2 separate regions of the Mus musculus genome follow, and region 2 is linked to region 1. Evidence: chromatin loops called from intact Hi-C (ENCODE). Cell type or tissue: left cerebral cortex. All regions are shown on one strand. Each heading gives the region's core, and the rest is flanking DNA. Links, peaks and the distances in the headings are about the cores only.

Evidence for each region. Hi-C counts contacts between places; a loop is a spot of excess contacts. Peaks named below come from ENCODE experiments on the same cell type or tissue, not always from the same donor. Only the 100,000 strongest peaks of a DNase experiment are listed, where the experiment ranks them.
Region 2: a loop joins it to region 1, with 10 times the contacts of the local background. A loop is called at or near these places in 2 of 42 quality-filtered maps.

The regions. Positions count from the first base shown.
Region 1 is chr1:125,286,666-125,295,618 of GRCm38, reverse strand. No RefSeq gene overlaps it. Among named protein-coding and RNA genes, the nearest start is that of Actr3, 140 kb to the left of the region's middle. In left cerebral cortex, for the core only: no CTCF peak of the experiment used is centred there; DNase peaks (open chromatin) are centred at 4,780 and 5,419; H3K27ac peaks cover 360 bases.
Region 2 is chr1:125,232,834-125,241,786 of GRCm38, reverse strand. No RefSeq gene overlaps it. Among named protein-coding and RNA genes, the nearest start is that of Actr3, 200 kb to the left of the region's middle. In left cerebral cortex, for the core only: a CTCF peak has its summit at 7,150; DNase peaks (open chromatin) are centred at 1,889 and 4,675; H3K27ac peaks cover 545 bases.

The sequences.
Region 1 (8,953 bases), core at 551-8,550:
CAGCAACTTCTGATTTTATTTGAAGTAGGGTTCCATGCAGCCCAGGCTAGCCTGAAATGTGATATGTAATCAAGAATAATGTTGAAGTTTGATCTTCCTCCCACTACCTTTCAAGTACTGGGGTTGCAGTCATGTTCTAGTTGCGTTAGGAATCGCTGGGGATTGCACCCAGGGTATTGGGCATGTTAGGCAAGCCCTCCCTCTACCAAGTGAGCCACATCCCGATGAGAACCTAAGCTGCTCATTTGAACAACAACCAGGGATCATGGTCTAAATCCTCCTTCTACTAACTTTATCTTAGAGATTTATCTATATACGAAATAGCTTTTTACATACTTCCCAGGTCTTCAAATATCTATTCTTTATAGGCATCTGTGGTGTTTCATCTCAATTGTCTACTTGATCAGATCTAAAATCACATGTCTTTAGACTTGTCTGTGTGTGTGTATGTGTGTGGGGAAGTTGTCTTGATTCGATTAACCAAAGCGTATATACCTACTTACTGTGGGCGGCGCCATTCCCTGAGCTGGGATCTGAGAAGGTATGAAGGAAGGGAAAGTGAGCTGAGCACAGGCATTCGGTGCTCTCTGCTTCTTTACTGTAGATGTGGCGTGACCAGCTCCCTGAAGCTTCTTCTGCTGGGACTTCCCTCCAGGGATGGACAACCCGGAACTATGAGCCAAAATTAAAGCTTTTCTCCCCTTTGCCAGGGTATTCTTTTCACAGCAGTGGGGAAAGTAACTAAGCTAGTGTTCTACTTTCCTTTCTGTTGCTGTGACAAACTCCACCACCCCAGACAATTTAGGGCTTGAAAGGGTTTATTTCATCTATGGCTCACGACTCACAGTCCATCACTAAGAGTAGCCAGGGCAGAAACTCAACCAGGAACTTGAATCAGAAACCACAGGGCAATGTGCTTACTGGCTCCTTCACAGGCTCATGCTTTGCTGATGTCTCATATTTATAGGCCCATCTGCCCAGGGAATGGTGCCCCCCACAGTGGGCTGGGCTACCCTGCATCAATTAATAATTAAGACAATTCCCCACAGACATGCTCATAGGACAGTCTGACTGGACATACTTTAGTTGAGACTCCTTCTTAAATGACTGTAGGATGTTTCAAGTTGTCATGAAAAGCTAAGTACAGATACCGTTCCTTTCTAGTCTATAAAATTGTTGTGCCCATTTCCTGGATGAGAATGATGGTTCCCAGTGAGGTCATGACTTGGGTTAAAGTTTCTCAGTGGCAGCGCCAATCCTTAATCCCAGGTAGTTTAGTATTACATGGTTTATGAAGTACAAAATATTGGTGGAGAGTGTTTTTTAATTATCTAAATAATTTTTATTAGATATTTTCTTCATTTACAATTCAAATGCTATCCCGAAAGTCCCTTATACCCTCCCTCTACCCTGCTCCCCAACCCACCCACTCCTGCTTCCTGGCGCTGGCATTCCCCTGTATTGGGGCATATAATCTTTGCAAGACCAAGGGCCTCTCCTCCCAATGATGGCCGATTAGGCCATCTTCTGCTACATGTGCAGCTAGAGACACAAGCTCAGGGGGTACTGGTTAGTTCATATTGCTGTTCCTCCTATAGGGTTATAGACCCTCTCATCTCATTGGGTACTTTCTCTAACTCCTCCATTGGGGGCTGTGTGTTCCATCCAATAGATGACTGTGAGGATCCACTTCTGTATTTGCCAGGCATTGGCATCACCTCACAAGAGACAGCTATATCAGGGTCCTGTCAGCAAACTCTTGCTGGCATATGCAATAGTGTCTGCATTTGGTGGTTGATTATGGTATGGATCCCTGGATGGGTCAGTCTCTGCATGGTCCTTTCTTCTGTCTCAGCTCCAAACTTTGTCTCTGTAACTCCTTACATGGGTGTTTTGTTCCCCATTCTAAGGACAGACAAAGTATCCACACTTTGGTCTTTGTTCTTCTTGAGTTTCATGTGTTTTGCAAATTGTATCTTGGGTATTCTAAGTTTCTGGGCTAATATCCACTTATCACTGAATGCATATCAAGTGAGTTCTTTTGTGATTGGGTTACCTCACTAAGGATGATATCCTTCAGATTCTTCCATTTGTCCAAGAATTTCATAAATTCATTGTTTTTAATAGCTGAGTAGTGCTCCATTGTGTAAATGTACCACATTTTCAATATCCATTCCTCTGTTGAGGGACATCTGGGTTCTTTCCAGCTTCTGGCTATTACACATAAGGCTGCTATGAACATAGTGGAGCATGTGTCCTTATTACCAGTTGGAACATCTTCTGGGTATATGCCCAGGAGAGGTATTGCTGGATCTTTCAGTAGTACTACGTCCAATTTTCTGAGGAACTGCCAGACTGATTTCCAGAGTGGTTGTACAAGCTTGCAATTCCACCAGCAATGGAGGAGTGTTCCTCTTTCTCAACATCCTCACCAGCATCTGCTGTTACCTGAATTTTTGATCTTAGCCATTCTGACTGGTGTGAGTGGAATCTCAGGGTTGTTTTGATTTGCATTTCCCTGATGATTAAGGATGTTGAACATTTTTTCAGGTGCTTCTCAGCCATTCAGTATTTCTCAGTTGAGAATTCTCTTTAGCTATGTGCCCCATACTTTAATGGGGTTATTTGATTTTCTGGAGTCCACCTTCTTGATTTCTTTGTGTATATTGGATATTAGTCACCTATTGCATTTAGGACTGGCAAAAATCCTTTCCCAATCCAATTGGTGTCCTTTTTGTCTTATTGACAGTGGTGGAGAGTGTTTTGAAAGCATAATTTTATTGAGGTTATAGAGATATCTCAGTAAAGTGCCTGCCTTGAAAGCATGAGGACCTGGGCCTGAATCTACATAGAGAAAAAGGCACAATTTCAGCACTGCATAGGCAGAGATATATTTCTGGAACTCACTGGCCAGTCAGCTTAGCCAAATCAGTGTGTTCCAGGTTGACGAATGACCTGGAACCAAAACCAAAACTAAAAATTAAGGTGGGTAGCAACTAAGGAATGACAGTTGAAGTTTTTGGTCTCTGAACATGCAAGGGCACGCACATATACTTAAACATACATGCTTATCAATATGCAAACACACATATATACCCCAAAACAAACAAATAAACAAACAAACAAATAAAAATCAAAAAGCAAAAAGAAGAAAGGGATTTATTTTATAGTAGCTTTCTGTTGCTCTTGGAGCATCTTTTGACCAAGCATGTGTGCCTTAGAATGGGGAATCACAGCATGTGAATTTAGGGTCTAGATTTAATAAGCTTCACTTTCTCATTCTAGACTAGAGTCCAATTCTGCTTTGCATCTCTCTTCAAGAAAGAAAAAGTGCACACCCATTGGGGTTTCTGTCACATGACACAGAGGCTGTAGTTTTGGAGCAACCTCTCAGCTTTGTATCTAGTCCCTATCTCTGCTTTAGCTCACACTACTTTCTCATTGGGATATTTTAATCCTGCTAATCTCTTGGAACTACCCACAGATACTAAGTTCTGTAATGATTTCTCTAATTAGCTGTGCTATCTATCTGCTGGTGCTATGTCCACAACTCTATTTTGTGTACCTATCATGGTTCTATATGACATAGATTGTTGTGTTTATAAAAAGATAAAGAGAGAGGGGATATGTTTGGTGGATGTGTAGTCAGGTGTGGGGGAAGAGGGTGCCTCTGTGGGCCCATGCCCATGCTGAGGCATCCCTTCCTCCTGAGGTACTAAGCCACATGACGCCATAGTATAGAATAAAGTTTATTCAGGACATGGGAGGGGAGTTGAGAGGGTAGTAGAGACAGAGAAAAGGAGAGGGAGAGGGAGGAGAGAGGACAGAAGTAGATGCTGGCCATGAGCTCTTGGAGAGAGAGTGGGGAGGGGAATGGGGAGAGAGGGGGCTGAAAGGGTGAGAGGACAGAGCGGAGCGCAAGTAGGCAAGAGCAAGAGAGAAAGGATGTGGGGCTGAGCAGCCCCCTTTATAGTGAGTCAGGCATAACTGGCTATTGCCAGGTAACTGTGGGGCAGAGCTTAGACAATATGCTAACATAGATAAATGGGTTGAAGAAACAGAAAGAAACCTTCGTTTGTTGAAAGGAAAAGGAGCTGACTTGTGTAAGGATACAAGGAACATCGGAGACCAACAGGGCAGGTAGTCAGACAGTCAGTCAGCACAGAGATAACTAGAAACCAGGATCTTCTTCTTTTCTTCTCTTTCTGTGTATTTCGGTGCTACCACATTTCTCTCTCTCCCTCACAAACTGAAACATTTCTCTAAACATTAAAACATAATATTATTGGTATGTGTGAGTGTGTACGATCTGTGAGTGTGAGAATGTGTGCCACAGTGCATGTGTGGTGGTCTGAGAGCAACCTTTAAGAGTCAGTTCGAGCGTGGTGGCACACGCCTTTAATCCCAGCACTCGGGAGGCAGAGGCAGGTGGATTTCTGAGTTCGAGGCCAGCCTGGTCTACAGCGTGAGTTCCAGGGCAGCCAGAGCTATACAGAGTAACCCTGTCTCGAACAACAACAACAACAACAACAACAACAACAACAACAAAGAGTCAGTTCTCTCTTTCCACTTTGTTAAGTCAGGCTCTCTTTTGTTTCAGCGGCACTAGCACTCCAGGCTAGCTTACCGGATGATTATCCTGTCTCCACCTCCCATCTTGTCATAGCAGTGTTGGCATTCCATATGTGCTCCACCACATCTGTCTTTTTACGTGGGTAAGAATTTATATCATAAGGCTTGAGCCATGCGTTAGCTACTTTTCTGTTGCTGTGATAAAATATTCTGAGCAGCAGCAACTTACAGAAAGGAAGGTTAATTTTAGTTTGCAGTTCCAGTGGAATAAAAGTCCATATGTCGAGAAAACCTAGCAGCAGCAGGAGGAAGCCGAGCAATCACATTTCATCTGCATACAGGAAGTGAAGAGAGGGGAAAAGAAAGTAGAGTGGATTATAAGCCCTTAAAACCTGCCCTTAGTGATGCCCTTCCTCCAGCAGGGCTTTACCTCCTAAGGAAGGAGAATTTCTGTTTCTAGCTTTCAGTGCCATCCTTGATTCTGAGGCGAATAGCTCATGCGCATCCTAAGGGTGACGTAGACCATCTGTGCAGTCAGTTCAGGCTAGCAAGTACCACTACCATTCAGAGATGGATGCTGGGGACCATCTAGAGAAGCGAACAGGGCCTTTCGAAGAGACGGAAACTCAGAAACAGACAAGTGTCTCTAAAGTTCCTCCTTTAGCCTGTGAGGAACTTTAGGTTTTCTCCACTTGCTTTACTTTCTCTAAGCTCTTGTCTTCCCAACGTTTAAATATGGCAGGTTAGTGGTAATCAGAAAACAAGGCAATTTTGTCAGGATTCATACATACTGAAGTGTCACAAGTTGTTCAATGACACTTTTTCCCTTGTCTCAGATTTTCAGCAAAGATTCCAAAGTCAGAATTAAACCAAATCCTGCCAAGCATCCAGTCTTTGAAGACAGTGTGCTAGACGAGGCCACCTGGGAAGGATATGCAAAGAGCATGTGGAGCTCATTCCTTCCTTCTCCCTGGCCCATCTCCCACGTCCAGCATCCATTCGAGGGAGACTGAAGAGAGTTTACCTCTGCAGAGGGTGAAGGCTCTGTACAGTTCTTCTCCTCCCATATAACAGACATTTTGTTATTTTTATTGTGTGTGTATATGTGCATGATATAAATGTGCAAGGGTATGTGCGCATGTGTGCCACGACACATGTAGAAGTCAGAACAGCTTCAAGAGGCAGTTCTCTCCTTCCACCATGGGTTCTGGGAATCGAACCCAGATTGCCTGACTTGCACAGCAGGTACTTTTACCTACTGAGCCTTCTCTCTCTGGTCTTCCTCTAAAGGAAGGAAACAAACTCCAGGAAATTACTCAGAAGGTCTAGCCACATTCCTTGGAATTTTGGGGGAGTCAGGCAAGGTTATCTGATCATTGTCTACAATGAGTAAAGACAGACTAAAGACAGACGACTGAGACTATGGCTGGTCAGCTCTCAGACAGTACCACTGAGGACTGGCTGAGATTAAGTTGATTCTGCTGGATACTGAGACCAAAGAGCATATTCTTTTCTGTGTTTTAAATATAGTATTTTTATTTATTCCTTGAGAATTCCATAATGCATACAACATATTTTTAATTCACTACCTACTCCCTCTCCAACTCTTCCAAAATCCTATCCCCCTCCTCCTCCCAACTTCATGTCCTCTTAAACACACACACACACACACACACACACAAACACACACACACAACACAACAACAAGAAGGTCTTACTAAGTAGCTCTTGCTGGCCTAGAATGCACTATATATATATATCAATATCAGTTTGGCTTCTAACTCATAGAAATCAGCTTACCTGTGCCTTTCAGGTACTGGGACTAATAGTGTGTTCCACTATATTTGGTTTAAAAGCATATTTTATTCTTTGAAAGGTCTATATATTTATTCAATATATATATATATATAAATATATATATATTGTATTCATCCACCACAACCTTTCTCCAACTCTCCCTATTGCTCCTATTTCTCTCACTTCCAACTTTGTGTCCTTTCTTTATTTTATATTTTTGTTATTAATAACCCACCAAGTCTAATTGGTGCTGCCCATATGCACAAGAATGTGAATAATCTACTGGGACCACACCCCTAGAGAAAACTAACCTGGCCCTCCCTATCCCAGCGGCTGCCTACTGTCAATACTCAAGGAGCGTATTCGCTGGAAAGATATAGATTGAATCTGAAGGAGAGGGCTTGAGCACACCTTTTGTGGTTCCTGCCCAGGAAAGTCACTCGAGACTTTATTGGTGTTCATTGAAATAGATCCTGGAAGGAAAGGAAGGATCAGATGTGGAAAAGGATTGCCTGAAGCAATAAAACTGAAGTCCAGACCAAGAAATTCTCAGAAAACATCGAGAGAGGAAGACACTGCTTCAATCCTCTATAGTGACCAGAGAGGCTCTTCTAATCCCAGGGCTTGGTAGATCAGAGATGAAGGATATTCTATGAACTAACATCCTTAGTACCATGTTGGGTTGGTCTGGTGTTCCAGGGATGACTTCATTGGCTATTTTCATATCTAAAGACAGCCAGAGTAATGGCAAATACCTCAAGCTATATAATCAAAAGAGGTAACAGAAATGTTGTCAGGGAAGCATTTGGAATCCCAGCACTGAGGAAGTGGAGACAAAAGAATCTCTGGGGCTTCCTGTCTAGCAGCTTAGGTGAATTGATAAACTCCAGATCAATAAGGGAGCCTCACTGTTAGCAGCACCTGAGGAGCAAAGCCAAGGCCGTCTTCTGGCTTTCACATGTGCCAGTCCACACTTCGATGCACAGCCACATTCAGCAATGTACCTACCCGGACACAAGTAACAGCATTGGATGTGGTCAGGTTTATTTGCAAAAATGAGCACTTTTTTTTCCTTGCTTGTTCTCTATTTTTTTTTAATTAGGTATTTTCTTCATTTACATTTCAAATGCTATCCTAAAAGTTCCCCATACCCTCCTCCCACTCCCCTCCCCCCGCCACTCCCCTTCCCACCCACTCCCACTTCTTGGCCCTGGCGTTCCCCTGTACTGAGGCATATAAAGTTTGCATCTTGCTTGTTCTCTATTAAGTCTAATTCATCCACTAAAACGTTCCTGATGTTCAGAACAAAGCTCACTGTGGCTGAAGGAAGCTGATTAGAGACAGTGTCTCCGGACCCAAAGGGTGTGAGCCGTGCCTTAAATGGGGTTGGGGGGTGATGGATGTCTGACTTTGTTCTTTCCTAGGAAGCATTTATTACAAAAACTCATTTTCGGTACTCATTGGTGCCAGGAAGTGCTGACGATTCTGACACCAGTCAAACTGAGTTGCAGCAAATGGACTGTGCAGATCCCATGCTATTTACTGACCACTGAATGGAGAGCTTGGCTTGACAGAGACTTAGCAACGACAATCAGTTCAGTGCTATTTGGAAGGCTTAGCCTGCATTATGAAGCGTGGCATAAAGCAATGTTTGGCAGAAATTTGGTAGAGAGTCCAATACTCAAGACTTGACCAATATCTTAGTCACAACACTTTCTTCTTTTGATCTCCAAGGAGCTGACTATCATCCACCCTTCGGAGCAAAACTGCAATGCTTTCTTAGTCAGCTTTACTTGTTGAGTCTCTGGACATATATATATATATGCACATATTAGCAATTTTTCAAAGATGTTATCTAAGAAGTAACTTTATGAATTCTTCACTATTAAGAAAAATGTTCTGGTTTCGAACCCCAGATCAAATATCCATTTGGCTAGATATGTAATTACAGTTTCAAAGTCTTCCTCTTGCCCAACACTTTGGATCTTAGTCAATTTGTTTCTAATTGGAGGATTTAAACAACAGAAGAATTTATTCCTTCATAGTTATGGAGGTTGGGAGGTGGCGATCCAAGTGCCAGCAGGATTAGTAATGTTTAAGGCCGCCTTCTTTCTCAAATGGAAACTGTTTTCTTGTCTGTCTTTATATGATCTGTTTATTTGCCTGTTCTCCAATCTAATCTTTCTGTATGTGTTTGTATGTATGTATGAGGACATATATGTCCATGTTTATGTGTTGGAGTGCAAGGGCATATGTATTATATGTGTGTACATATGAATAGAGGCCAGAGATCAACCTTGAATGGCATTCCTCAGAATGACATTATTATTATTATTATTTTTTCATATGAGATCTCTCAGTGATTTGGGACTTATCAATTCAGGTAAGCTGGCCCACCACTGAGGTCCAGGCTGTTGACCTCCCCAGGTTCTTGTGGTGTGGCAAACACTTACAACCATACTATGAACCTCTCCTGAGCCCAGAGGATTCTTTTTAGATAATGTGTTTTGTAAGGTATTTTAATCACCCATGGAAGCCCAAATGAAGACAGCACATTACTTTTAGACTTTCAGTGGATTTTCCC
Region 2 (8,953 bases), core at 217-8,216, 53 kb after region 1:
TGTGACTGGAAGCTGCTGCTTCTTTGAAGTCTTCTACCACCTCTGCTCTTACATCATCCCTCCTCCTTTTCCAAACAGATCTCTGAGCCTTTACAGGAGGAGGCTGATAAAGACATCTCACTACATTAAGGGCCGAGTGCTCCAAAGTTTTCCACTCTATGCACACTGTTTAGCTGTGGGTCTTTATGTTAATTATCGTCTACTGTCAGAAGCTTCTCTGACAGCGCCTGATGAGCTGACCCATGGGCAATAGCAGTATGTCACCAGGAGTCATTTTCATTGGTGTATTCATTTATCAGAAAAATGCCATTAGTTTTCCCCTTGGGCCAATGACCTATCTGCTCTCAGGGTCTTGGCCTCATTAATATTGTTATATATGGGTTATATCTCATCGAGTGGTCCTTAAACCTAACAATGAACTGGTTGGCCACTCCCATAATGGTTGTGCCACTCACTGCTGCACCAGTGTGTAGTGGAATTTTCCCCTAATCAATTGATTGGATAATAAAGATGACAAGAAGCCAATCGCTGGGCAAGGAGGAGAGGCAGGACTTCTGGGTCCAAGAGAGGAAGAGGGAATGCAGCAGGGAGGAATGGTCCTTTTGGACAGCGAGGTGGGAGCGAAAGGAGGCAACATGTAGACCAGGAACTGTTAGATCTGGTGGCAGATTCCACCACTGCTACTGGAAGATTTCTAACATAGAATAGTCGATGAGTTTAGGATGATAGATTTTTCACTCAGCGGCTGTGTTATCTGTTGATTCTAAACTAAGATTGTCTGGTGTTTTCCATTTGCAGCAACTCAGGTGGGTCAGAGGGAAAGAACATAGCCAGGGCAGAATTTGGCCAGGCTTTGGGACAGGAAAATTGGGCAAGGATCAAACTCCAGGGGAAAGGTCACCACAGTGGAGCACAGGCTGGTGAGAGCACACCCACAGCTGCCAGAACCATCATTGGTGGGAGAGGCATTGACTAGGAGAAAGATGCAGTCTCCACCTTGGGCAATGTACTGGGCTGGTAAAAGACTGAGACTGTGTCGCTGGAATGTAGCCGGCTTTAGTGTGGATTGTTTTTTTTTAATAATTACATGCTACAACAGTGGGTATATCTTGGAGGCAGGTTGCCATTGTGGAGTGGAGTGTTCATAGCTAAGTGATATTGATGGGAACCTTTCCAGAAATGTGTATAGAACATTCTAGCACCATGGACATTGGTCAGTAGGGATGGAACTTCTAGTTGAACACCTCTATGATTTCTCTGTGCTTGATGATATAATGTCCAGAAACAGGACGTTACCATTTTAGGCTATGGAGGAGAATCAATAGCATTAATAACAGCCTGCTGTGTTTGCCAATCACTAAAAGAAAAAAAAGGCGTTACCCATTCTCTGGAGATTTTATTTGGTGGCATATGATGTCTACTTGGAGCATTGTTTCCCCATTGTATAGTGATTCCATTTAGACTTCTTTTATACATATTTATATTATCAGAAGCTTGTATAGTAACAGGTTGTATAGTAACAGGCTTTTCAAAAGTAAAGAAAAACAAACTCATCCTCTAAACATAAGCATATTGGTATTTTTCTATTTTTTTTTATAGAAAATGATGGAATAATTATTCACTTTGCACATAAGATCTTGATGTGCTTTAAATTATTTTTAAAATACTTACTTTATTTTTGACTCTGTGTATGTCTATGTGTGGATAGGTGCACTTAAATGCCCATGGAAGCCAGTAAGGGTATCAGATTCCCGGGGCCTGGAGTTAAAGGTGGCAGTGAGCCACCCTACGTGGGTGCTGGGAACTGAATTAGGGTACTGTGAAACATGAGCAAACACTCTTAACTTCTGATCCATCTCATGCTTTTTGCATTTAATGCTATTCATAGTGAGACAGACTTCTTGGCTTTCATTAACTGCTGGAAGGAACTGCCTGTTTTGTATGTATATTTGTAGCATTGGGTGTAAAGCAGATTAGATTGGTGGAGAGACAGGAGAGAATGCTGTGGCCTAGAGGGAGCCATTTTAAGGGAATATGTATGTGTGCCTTGCAAGTTTTTGCAACTCTAGAAATTAACTGCTTTGGTATTTCAAATTGGGATGTGTATATCTCACCTAAGAGATGCCATATCATGCTCTCCTGCCTGGACTTCATCCTGGACTGATAGAAGTGTCATTATGAAGTCAGGTAAGAACTTTACTCACCAGACATGCTCCTGCCTCATAGTCTCTCCTCTAACTCATGCAGAGAATTCTCTCCTCTAACTCATGCAGAGAATTCAGTGCTTTGACCTATCTAAGTCACTCGCAGCTTCTGTGAGAAGTGTGTCCCAGATGCAGTTTTTCATCCAGACTCCATTCTGGCCACTGTAGGAAGAGGACAAGGTCCTGGGGACTTCAGGCCATAGTGTTCAAGAGCAGTCATTTAGAGATAACAGTCCCTAGAGAATCCATCATGGAGCCAAGAAAGTTGTTTGTTGATCATCCAAAATTCCTTATTCATCTATATTTTTAGGAAAAGGATCCAAAAGTCTGTAAGATTTATAAAGGCACCTCTGAACTCTCCCCAATTATTGAGAACTATTGATCTGAACGAAGGAATAGAGTACATATTCTTTAGGCAGTCCTCCAGGAAAAATGATTTCTAATCACTGAGGGTTATATAAGGACCAAAGTAGACATTTGATATTATGTCCTTTGGCAAGAATCTGATATGCAAGTATTAAGATAATATTCAAATTCATCAAATAGTGCTATATATCTGTGATCATAACATTGACTCCCCCTCCTCCTTTCTTCCCTCATTTTCTCTCCTTCCCTCTCTTCCTTTTCCCTTCCTTACTCCCTTCCCCTCCTTTCATAGCTTCCCTATTTACATCCTTCTTCTTTTTTTCCTTTCCTTCCCTCTCTAAATTTTTTCTCTTCTTCCTGTTTTCTTCCCCAACTTCCTCCCTCGCCCTTCTCTTCATTCCTAATTGTTATGTCTTTCTTTCATCTATGTCTTTATTCTCATTATTTGGAGTAACCTTGCTGAATTCTGAGAGCAACCAACAGCTAGCACATGCTTGTGTTGCTTTCTCTGTCACTTTAGTAAAATCACAATACCTTTTTACCTCATAGGATTAAATGGGCCACATATTTTGATGGAAAGTACTTAGTACAATGCTTGCTCTATAGTTAATTCTAGTCAACCGCATGTAGTCATTGTAATAATAATCACTGGCAAGCAATGGGTTGAGTCTCGTCTATGTGGCTGTCTTAGTTATCATTGGACAGTAAGAGAAGAAGTTATTAAATAAGAATGAGTGAAGTATGAGAGGAGATACATGGGACAGGAGAGAGAGGGAGCAGGAGGGGGAGGAGAGGAGAGGAGGGGGAAAGGAAGAGAAAGGGAGAAAGAAAGAGAAAGGAAGGGAGCAGAGAGAACAGAAGAGACAGGCTACCCTGTCCATTGTAGTGCTTTTCAGAACTGGCCTAGACTACAGACTTGTTTGGATATCAAACTCAACTCTAATCAGATTGGAGGAAGTAGCTGCTTGTGTGGTGTTATCTGAAGCATTTCAATGATTCCTCCCATCACCAGAAAAAGTGTGTGGAAAGTCTTCATTGTTTTTTCAAAGACTGGACCCTTCCACTGGTCTCCCTTCAGATCAAGAAATCTAAGGCCTCCTTAGCGTGTGTGTGTGTGTGTGTGTGTGTGTGTGTATGTTTGTATGTATGTATATTCATGCATGTTGAGTTCAGAAGACAATGGAAGGTTTTGTCCTCAGTCTCTTTCTCTCTTAATTTTGAGGTAGACTTTGTCCTGGAGCTCACCAATTCAGTTAGAGCAGCTGGCTAGCAAGCCCAGCATTTTTTCTGTCTCTGAGACTCCCTCCACATCGATGGCATCCCGAGCCTGTACCATTACAGCTGACTTTTTGTGTGGCTGCTGGCGATCAGACTCAGGTCCTCCAGGTCCTCATGCTTGTGTAACAAATGTCTGACTGACTGAGTCATCTCTGAGGGCCCCTATGCTAAACCTATTGAAATAGGTTTCTGTTTTGATAGGACCATTGCACAATTAACTTTTTTCTTTTTCTTTTTCTTTTTCTTTTTCTTTTTCTTTTTCTTTTTCTTTTTCTTTTTCTTTTTCTTTTTCTTTTGATTAGCCTATTGCTCAGCTGTATGGTTGGGAAGTAGGTAGAAGATATATAAAATCATTTTTATTTATTTATTTCATTTTAAAAGAGTAGATCCACTGTAGTATCATCTGCTGCCTCAGGATGATGGCAGGGGTGGAGCATCACAGAGAATCCTGTTTCAGGCAGCCATGGTCTCTGGCTCCCATGCAGGGCTCTGATCTGAATCTGCGCTCTCTGACTTTGCCCTTCTGGATTTTGAAGGTTCATTAGTCTGCAAGGTAATAAGGACTATATATTACTAGGATCCAAGGCCCATGGAGAGTTCCTTGTGTGCGCACGTTAATCTCAACAGAGCAAAGCATTCCAAGCTTAAAACTCATCTGCATTAATGAACAACCTCCTCCATTTCCATTTTTATGATGTGCAAGGCCTGGTGATTTGTTTCTCTGCTGCTCACGATGGGATGGCTGACTGATGAATCACCCCGGAGAAGCTTGTCTGTGAGTGGTAACGTGGCAAATGGACGCAAGCCAAAAAGTCTGTTCTTATTTCATTAAAATGATGGCATAGACTCTTGGTTTCCAAAATCATCCTTTTCCTTCCAAGGCCGCCTGAGGTGCCTGCTGAGCCTGCCGGGTGGGTGTGTGTTGAGTCCGACTTTGTACAGCTGCTCCTCCTCAGAGAATGCAGAGCCTTGGGACAACTTTGAGACACACGCTCTTTGGAAGCCAAGCAGGAAAGATGGCTCTAGAAGACTAGTAAGTGTAGATACTGAGATTTGAAGTGAACTATCTACAAGAGGTTTTAGGACCTGGTACTAGAGGACTGAGAACAGTGAGGAAATTGGGGAGGCAAGTTTGAAGGAAAAGGAAAGTGTAAGGCAGATGACTCATATTTGGACTTGCAATTTAGGCTTTAAATGCATGGGTACATTATGTTACATACTGCCATCACCATTACCTTAGGTGCCACCACCACACTATCACAGTACTACCACCACTACCACCACAACCACCACCACTACCACTACCATACCACCACACCACTACCATAAGACAACACCACCATCATAACATCATACCACCATCATGACATCACACCACCACCATAATACCACACCACTACATCACTACCATAACCAACTCCACCACCACCACCATCATCACACCACCATACCACCACCACCACAACCACCACCACCACAACTACCATATCACCACAAATCAACATACCACTACCATACCATACCACCACCACTACCACCACGACCACACCACCACAACCATACTACCACACCACCACCATACCACACCACACCACACTATCACACCATTACCACCACCATCACCACCACCACCACCATCACTCCACCATTACTACCACCACACCACCACACAACCACCACACCACGATCACCACCATCACCACCATCACTATCAAGACCTGTACTTTGTCAGTTGTTTTGCCTATCCTTATTTTATGCCATGAGGGTTATGTTTTAAAGCAGGTGACATGTCTTGCCTTTTCTTTCCTATTATTAAAAAATGATGTATATTTAATAATGATAAAATTAAACATTTATTAATTTATTCTTCAGTTGATTCTTTAGGCAGTTTTCTTGAATTCAAAACTGGTCCTGAACTGGCTAGATAGCTGAGGATGGAGCCCAGGGCCTTGCGCGTGTTAGGTAAGCATTTGCTAGCTGTGCTTCATTGTCTCCTGTGATGCTGACATCTCTCCATGGTTTATTTACTGATCTGCCAATCACTGGTGAGAAAATTCTTTAAAATTTTTATATATTTTAAAATAAAACACAATACATCACTATCCCTCTTCTCTTTCCAACATCCTGCCCCTCCCAGGCCCTCCCCAGACTTTTTCTATGTCCTCTCTCACTCTTTCTAATTGTTAGCCTCTTCTTCCATGGTTATCATTGTTATGCATGTTAAACATTTATGCACATATATATATTATCTATATGCATAATATATAAAGATGAGCTGCTGAGTCCAGTTTTTGTTGTTTGTGTGTATATGGCTTTAGGGGTGCTTTACTTTAGGAGTTTCAAACCCTGGAAAAGACTAACTCATCCTCTCTCAGAAGTCATTAGTTGCCTGTAGTTCTTTGTCCAGGGATGAGACCATGTGAGATTTTTCCACTTCTGCGTTAGTGTGTCTGTTGATAATGCCAATATTCAGATATTGTTTGTGGAGTCATTTCTATGTCTATTAAGTGACTGAACATGCCTCTGCAGAGGGGCTAACTGTTCATATGGATACAAGTCTTTAACAACTACTGACCTTACACATTTCTTCAAGCTTCCACAGACCTTTAGGTCTATCCCTAGATGAGATAGCTCTCATCAGGCTTGTCTTGACCATGTGCCCAGCTCTGCATGTATAAGTTGTGCCTTTTCAAATGCTGTCCTTTAAATCTTGATGGTTTCACAAAGGCTTGGCTCCCAGTGTACTGATATTGGGAGCTGGTAGAAGCTCTAAGATGTGGTGTCTAATGGGAAGTCTTTAGGTCATGGAGAGTATGTCCTTGAAGGGAATAGTGGGGCTACAGTCCATTTTTGTTCAATCTCTTTTAATATTTTTTTAAAAAGTTACGTTTAATTATATATTTGTGCATATGTATGTGACAGCACGTATGTGGAGGTCAGAGTCCAACTTGAAGGAGTCAGTTTTCTACTTAGTCATGTGAGTCCCAGAGAGTGAACTTAGGTCATCAGGCCTGGTAGCAAGTGCCTATGTCCACAGAGTTATCTTGCTGCCTGCTGAGAATGGTTTTCTTGGGAAATATGCTTCTATTTTCTAGTAATGATGAGAAAGGATTTCTTGTAGCTTCAAGTGGCTAATGGTAAAGCTCATGACTTAGGGCTAGTGTTCAGGAAAATGGGGATTAGGGATCAGATTTCTCTTTCTTTACACACACACACACACACACACAAATTTCCTCCCTGCAAAAAATCCCTGACAAAACATTATGAGAGAAAAAACACCTAATGCTATTGAGTTCATTTTGTGTTGGCCACCTACTGGTGGGCATGGGGCCTGCCTACTCTTTTTTTTTTTTTTTTTTTTTTTAAATTGGGTATTTATTTCTTTTACATTTCCAATGCTATCCCAAAAGTCCCCCCCACGCTCCCCCCCCCCCCCCACTCCCACTTCTTGGCCCTGGCATTCCCCTGTCCTGAGGCATATAAAGTTTGCATGACCAATGGGCCTTTCTTTCCACTGATGGCCGACTAGGCCATCTTCTGATTTATATGCAGCTAGAGAAAAGAGCTCCAGGGGGTACTGGTTAGTTCATATTGTTGTTCCACAGATAGGATTGCAGATCCCTTCAGCTCCTTGGGTACTTTCTCTAGCTCCTCCATTGGGGGCCCTGTGATCCATCCAATATGTATACCCAAGGAAACTCTGTTGAAGAAAACTTATTAGGGATAGGAGTTTTACAAAAGGAGTTTTTCTTTTCTTTCTGATATTACAATTACATCATTTCTTTTTTTCCCTCCAAACCCTCTCATATGGCCATCGTTGCTCTCTTTCAAATTCATATCCTCTTTTTTCATTAATTGCTATTACATGCTTATGTATATGTATGCATGTATATATAAATAAGTATGTATATGTATATGCACCCTGGGAGTGTGAAGATCTTTCCCTCACATATTTTCAGGGAAACCAAGAACGTTAAGAGGGTTCTTTCAAAGAGAAGGATGTATAATTATTTTCCCCAGAAGACTGAGAATTGGAGGTGGTTAATAGCGTGGTAAGCCATGTTATCTGTTGGGCCACATAATATCAAGCTCATAGAACTATTACAGGAGGTGGCTAGTAATGTCTATGACCCTTACATGATCTGTATAGCCAGAGGTTCCCAGAGCTGCCATAATGAGGATCAGAAGTGGCTAACCAACCAAATGATCTCTATGCTATCTGTATTAATGAGACTAGGTCAGATTTTTCCGTTGGCCCTTAAGTTACCACAGGTAGCCTATCTCCAGAATTCATCTTCTTGTAATAAATTACATACATCCTGAATTGAGTTTCAATGTAATTATGCTTCCTTGTGCATAGAGCATTGTATTATTTTAGGATTTTTTTTCTAAATTACACTGTGCTTAGATTTGTTGGGAATAAACCACCTGGTATCAGAATCTCTAGAAGTTTTGATTCAAGTTAACAAAGTCAACTTGAACCAAGTTTTCAATCCCACATCTTCATTTTCCTGCCTGAATACACCTGCATGGACTCCCTCATATTCATATTCAATCCTAAATATAACCTGTTCAGTCAGGATAGTGTTCCTTATGTGTACATTTTCAGTCTGGTAATGTTTAATCCATTGATTTGTTTTTTCCCACTTTCACCATTACTTTGTCTATAGTTGTGTTGAGGTTTCATGAGGCCCTTCTGTGTTAGCACACCTATTAGTGTCATCCCTGTTCAGCTCATGCTTAGGAAATTATATTGGTGAGAATTGATGTATATATTTTCTGACATTGCTAAGAGACGCAGTCTCACAGCAGATTCTCTGGTCCTCTGGTCATGACAATCTTTTTGTCCCCTCTTCTACAAAGTTCCCTGGGACTTTGGTGTAGGAGCCTTTTTCCAATATCCATTGGAACTGGGATTCTCACCGTTAATGTTGATTAGTTCTGGTTTCCTGTAGTGGTTGGTCTCTGGTGGAAGGAGAGATTTCCCTTGATGATAAGATTACATTTACTTGTGGGTATAAGGACAAATATTTATAGCATTGGTTGTTGGGGTTTACACTGATGTTGTACCCATTGTGCTGATGGTTGAACCCAGGCCTTCCTGC